Regions from separate parts of the Mus musculus genome. Here region 2 is linked to region 1. The links are chromatin loops, found by intact Hi-C in ENCODE. Cell type or tissue: heart. All regions are shown on one strand. Links, peaks and the distances in the headings refer to the core of each region. The heading gives the core; the rest is flanking DNA.

Region 1 (2,909 bases), core at 216-2,715:
ATCCATTTGCAATGGAAGTTGGGAGCCCAAAGGATAGAAAGTAGGAACAATCCAAGGTAGGAAAGGATTGTGGGGAATCTTCATCTTGAGGAGTGATGGGGAGACCCTGTCAGACAGGAGGGGTGGTACCCTTGGTTGGAGGATTTGAACTCCTGAAGGCAGAACTCAGAGCAAGCAGATAACAAGGGGCTTGAAACAAGCTTTACAAAACAAGTTCCACTTTCAATCATGAGTAAGTAAAGCAAGCAAGTTATAGCAGACTCTAGCTCAGTGGTTCTCAACCTGCGGGTCACAACCCGTTTGGAGGGGGACCACATTATCAGATATCTTGCATATCAGATATTTGCGCTATGATTCGTAACAGCAGTAAAATTACAGTTATGAAGTAACAATGAAAATACTTGACTGGTTGAGGGGGTCACATGAGGAACTGTATTAAAGGGTGGCAGCGTTAGGAAGGTTGAGAACTGCTAAGCCAGAGTAAAGAGCTACTGCTACCTGCTTACTCAGCAAACACAAGCATTCTTACATTTTCCTCTGTTTGTTGTTGTTGTCCTTTTAAGCAGGGTATCATGCAGCCCAGGCTGGCTGAGGATAACTTTGAACTGATCCTCCTAAGTGCTGGGATTACAAGTACACACACTACACATAGTGTTTGCAAACCTAGGGCGTCATGCATGTTAGGCAAGTGCTCTACCAAGAGCTGGGCTGCCAACCCCATTTCTTTTCATTACCATTATCATTTAGTTTGTTAAGACTAGGTCCTGTTAATCAAATTCTTTAAAAGATACTGAAACTCACTCAATTCTCTAACAATCCCCTGAGGGGAATTAGCATTATTAATGCTAATTTAATGAGAAGCTCCCTATGTGCTAAGCACTTTCAACACACTTCCTCATTTAATCTTTAAACAATCTGTGACTAAGGTTTATTGATGAAGAAGCTGAAGCTCAGGACATTAAAAAAAATTTAAGATGACCTAGGTAGGAACTGGCAAAGACATGTGCAAGACATCTTATTCCAACATCCACGTGGGGAGACTCATAACAGCCCTCAGACACAGGCCACAGGCCACAGGCCACTGCAATGTCCCTTCCTCTGACAAGATAAGATCAGCGGCTCTCAGAGGACATGGGCTTCTGACCATTCTGGTCACCTCCCAAGCCAGAGGGATTATTGGCTGAAATCCTGGTTTCCCTATCACACTCCACTGTCCCTGTCCACACTCCAGGCTGTCCTTGAGGGAAATGTGAAGCTACAAAGTACAATGTGGGAAAAGAGAGACCTGCTCCTGGCTCTAAGTTAGCTCACAGATTAAAGGGCATCCCATAGTTACCCAGGCAGAACCAGGTCAAGTATATGGCCAAATTCTGCCCACACGGAACTAAAAATGAGGGACTGTGTCTGGAAATATGGATAAAGATCTGACAATGGGCTCTCCTCTGTCAGTTCAGCACTTAGGGCCTCATGCCTATCCCCAAGAGGCAAGGGCAGAGCAGCCCTGTAGTCAACATGGCCTTGTCTGAAATAAGGCCCAGTCTGCAGATGATGGAGTTTGACCTCTCTAAAGCCAATAGTGGGAAAGACCATGTGACCTTGCAGGTGTGTTGACCTCAGTCTCTTCCCTCTGCACAGAGACCCTGACTCTAGCCAGACTGGCTTACCACTTGCCTCCTCTGGGCAAGACAGAGACAGATCTAGGAGTAGTCAGGTCAGAGGGAGTTAGAAATCTAGATGGACAAAGGACAGGGGAACCTTCTGCCTTAAAGACATGAGCAGTGTTGTAGGGGAGAGGGAGATAAAACTTTGTCAAGTGTCTTTAAAAGAAACCATCCTCTACTTAAAATGCAGACAAGATTTGGGGCCAGAACACATAGTCACAATGATCTAGCTAACCAACACACTGTCAGAGCACAGGAGGACTCTGACGACCCTTGAGTCCAGTCCCTTCTTTAGACACAGGAGCAAAGTGATTCCCAAACGTTAAGCATCCTGCCCATGGTCATGGGGCATGGGGAAAGCAGGGCTGTGCTCTAACCAGCTCTGCTAAGTCTTTATACAATGTGGTCCTGGGCCCCAAGAGAGAATGACCAAGAATAGGGTGAGCAGGGATCTGGAATCTTGGCATCCAAGGGCTGCCCCTTCCATATGCCACTACAATAAATAAGAGCCCTTGGGATCTTAGCCAGATGACTGTCTCCTCCCTGGCCCTACCTTCCGGAAGGATGAACACAGAGGAGAGCCAGAGCCAAACTGGTCCTGCATATTGTCTGCTCTGCAGCCAATTCTCTACTTCCCTGCCTCCTAAGAGGAAGAACTTTCCAGAAGGAATACCTCCAAAGCACTTTACTCATCCTTTGGTTTCTGGAAGCAAGGTAGGAATTGAATGTATTAAAGGTCATAATTTTTTAACATCACATTCTTACCAAAGCGGCACCCTAAAGTTCTCAAAAAGTCAGCTGACTAATACCATGTTGGAGCCATTAATTACAAGGATGGAGAGTGAACTGCATTTGAAGTAGCTAGCCAAGTGATGGCTATGACCCAAAATGAGGTAATGGGAGGCAACAAAACTGGGGATAGACAAAGTGTCCTGCCTAGGAGTGAGAGGGATCAAGGGCCTGTAGAGTCGCCCAGCACAGGAAGCCTGGCCAGGGAAGCTTGCTCTTTGTAACTAAGCAATTTGCTTTGCTAAGTAACGAAGATTCACTTAAACACTGGCTTCAGCCCCAGGGCTCAGCAGCCAATCAATGGTCAACAGGATGGAGGATTCTCCCAGAGGCCAACAGGAGTCCTGTTAGACGAAAGGAAGAAGGCAGGCGAAGGAACAAGGGGATGCACAAAGGTTTGATGAGGTCTAACTAAATCTGCAGGCTGCAAATGGGCCTGTAGATCCCAAGGAGCTGGAA
Region 2 (2,909 bases), core at 294-2,793, 100 kb before region 1:
GGAAGGCACCCCAGTGAACCTATCTCCACATCAGGGTCTGGGGGCAAGGAGGGGTTTCTTTTGTTTTGCTCTGTTCTATTTTGTCTTTATATCAAATTTCATTGTCATTTTGGGGAGATTAGTCATCCCTAGACCCTGCCACCAGAACCCTAGTCATTGCAACTAATGATTCAATCTGACAGCTGAAATCACCCAAAAAATGCCCTGGCTACCAGCACCCATTCAGAAAATCTTGTAAGACATGGGACTGAGCAAGTCTCTGGGATGGCTACTCCCTGCCTCCCCTTGGTCCCTACACCACTGTTCCTGCCTTTCCCAGACCCCAGAGTACCATGCAGTCAACTGAAAATCCAAGTCCTCAGAGGCAGAAGGGCTCAGCTGTGTGTTTACGACAGCTGATTTCGATCCAGATCACATCCTTGCCAGTCTCCTGGAGAGGCAGGCTGGGGGCAGACTGTGTGTATGTGCCAGGCAGGGATCTATTTTGGGAGGTGACCTGAGCCCTTTGCCATCCTGTTGCCTCCTGGCCACCCCCAGGAGTGAAGGAGATCTCACTTTAGCAGTGGATGGTGGGGTTGTGCGGTTTCAGCCTTTCTTGTCACTGTGTAGCTGACTCTGGCACATGTCCCCATGCAGTCACATGGGAACTTCATGGGCTGCCATCTGTCCAGTCATCAGGCAAAGGGTAAAGGTGAGCTAGGACCCTGCACTGCAGGAGAGAGGGGCCACTCAAGAGACTGCACATGCCTCTTTAGGGAACAAGTCTGCCCCAATGCTGCCAGAAGACAGAGCAGAGAGCCACCTCCAGGCATTACCAGGCTTACAGGTCCTGGAAAGAGGACAAGGCTTCCTAGGTCAAGGTCAAGGAGACTCGTTTCTATCTGTTATCAAAACAGGAGCATCGAAAGAGAAGTAAAGAACTTAAGATCAGAGAACTGCCAGGAAGACCCTCAGTTCTTCTCCCCCAACCCCTACTCCCACCCCACCCCCAAAAAAGCCACTGTGAAAACAAGATGGTAGGTTTCATTAAAGCAGCAAGTGAATTTCCCAGGTTGCAACAGAGCGAAGAAAGCACAGTGTCCTAGAAGGAAGGCACAGCTATGATGTATGCATTGTAGGAACAGACTACAGGACACTGCTTAAAAGCAAATGGCTGCCTGGGATACTGAAGGAGAGGGGAGCAAGCTCAACACAGAGGAACTGTCAGTGCTTAGGTGTCTTTCCTAAAACTAAGGAGAGAAGGGTGGTTAAGGGGTTGCAAGGCAGGCCCAAACAGCAGCGGATCTTCCAAACCTCTTCATTGTGACCAAGTCCTTGTAGCCCTAGCAACAACAGCACACAGTCCCAAACAGGAACAGACCTCATTGGCTTAACATTTGGCAGGAACACTCCCGTCCTTCTTTTCCTGGGTGAGCCTGACAACGGCAACCCTAGTACAGGGGAGAGAGAGAGAGAGAGAGAGAGAGAGAGAGAGAGAGAGAGAGAGAGAGAGAGAGAGAGAGAGAGAGAGAAACTATTGCTGGTGAGATTTCAACCCAAAGATTGAAAATAATGCCTACTCCTCCTGCCCACCCTCTGTGATTGTCATTTCTAGTTTGAGGCTGTCGTATCAGCAATGGAGAAGGTCAAAAGGCCTGCCTTGAGGTGTGCTCCCTGTCTTGAGGAGTGCTCCTTGCCTTGAGGAGTTCCCCTTGCCTTGAGGAGTGCTCCTTGCCTTGTGTTGCTCTGGGCATCTTCGTGCTACTCTCCATATCTTATCCAGGGCTTTGATAAGCCGGAAGAAATCCCAGAAAGAAAGGGTCTGTGAAGGTCAAGTCAAAGGAGACAGGAGTAGATAAAGATGTTTGGCCTCAAGCAAACCTGATGTTCATCTTTGTTTCCCAGAATAAATGAACCCATCTTGATGTTCCCAAAGGGTAAAGGAGAAGGGGTGGATAGAAGACATGGGGAGGGCCACTCTACTGGAGAATATTCTGGCAGCAGCAGCTTCCCAGCCATGGTGTAAGCCTCACTGAGAGCATTTAGAAATGCCATGGTTAGGAGCATTGCAGAGGCGCTTTCTGCACTGAATTCCAAAATGTCTTCCAGCTGGGATTCTAAACCACATTAAATACCTCTTAAGGGATCTCGCCAGGTTTAATTCCGTGGTCTACCGGTTGTAGGAAATGTGAGTGAGATATAAGGAGGGAGTTTGCTAAGACTGGAGAAGAGGGATCCGGGAATCTGCCATGGGAAAATAATAAGTAAAGGGTGACACACAGGAAGCAAGGGAAACTCAAGAGAATGTCTGCCCTGCACACATCAGCTGTGCCTCTCCCTTCCCTGACCTTGACCATTTGTGGCTGCTGCTGCTGCAGCTGCAGCTAAGCCTTGGGCAACAGGGCTCTCTTCCCTGTATGCCTGAAAGGAGGTCAGCCAGAAAAGGACACAAGCATTCGTTGACACAGGGGGTTGGGCACAGTATAGAGCATTGAGCATCCTGGCCTTGGGCTGGAAAAAGCATGTCTTGCCATAATTCCAACCAGGATGGGTATTTTGTTGAAAGCAGAAAAGAAATTCATCTTTTACCCAATGCTGCGGCAGATTATAGGTAATGAAGCTAATCCCTAGGGTGCCCCCAAGGGCTTTGCTCAGACCAGAAAAGGGGTGCCCTCCCTGTACACCCCTCCTCCCGTGTCCTGCCTAGGGGGCTCATCTTAGACTGGGCTCTGAGGAAGGAAGGAAGGAAGGAAGGAAGGAAGGAAGGAAGGAAGGAAGGAAGGAAGGAATAGAGGGAGGGAGGGAGGGAGGGAGGGAGGGAGGGAGGGAGGAAGGAAGAAAGGAAGGAAGGGTTTTGTGTCACATTCTTTTCAGCTGTCCTAAGAGCCACCGTATTGCAGATGACACTCCTTCCTCTCTGGGGCTTCTCC

Evidence for each region. Hi-C counts contacts between places; a loop is a spot of excess contacts. Peaks named below come from ENCODE experiments on the same cell type or tissue, not always from the same donor. Only the 100,000 strongest peaks of a DNase experiment are listed, where the experiment ranks them.
Region 2: it touches region 1 in a loop (2.4-fold over the local background); 2 of 42 quality-filtered maps call a loop at or near these places.

Annotation. Positions count from the first base shown.
Region 1 is chr12:83,246,674-83,249,582 of GRCm38, forward strand. All of the region lies in intron 8 of Dpf3 (D4, zinc and double PHD fingers, family 3), which reads right to left. Among named protein-coding and RNA genes, the nearest start is that of Gm51988, 94 kb to the left of the region's middle. In heart, for the core only: no CTCF peak of the experiment used is centred there; a DNase peak (open chromatin) is centred at 1,188.
Region 2 is chr12:83,144,748-83,147,656 of GRCm38, forward strand. The region is part of intron 16 of Rgs6 (regulator of G-protein signaling 6); the gene reads left to right. All of the region lies in intron 1 of Gm51988 (a long non-coding RNA gene), which reads right to left. Among named protein-coding and RNA genes, the nearest start is that of Gm51988, 8.4 kb to the right of the region's middle. In heart, for the core only: no CTCF peak of the experiment used is centred there; DNase peaks (open chromatin) are centred at 564 and 1,344; H3K27ac peaks cover 2,329 bases.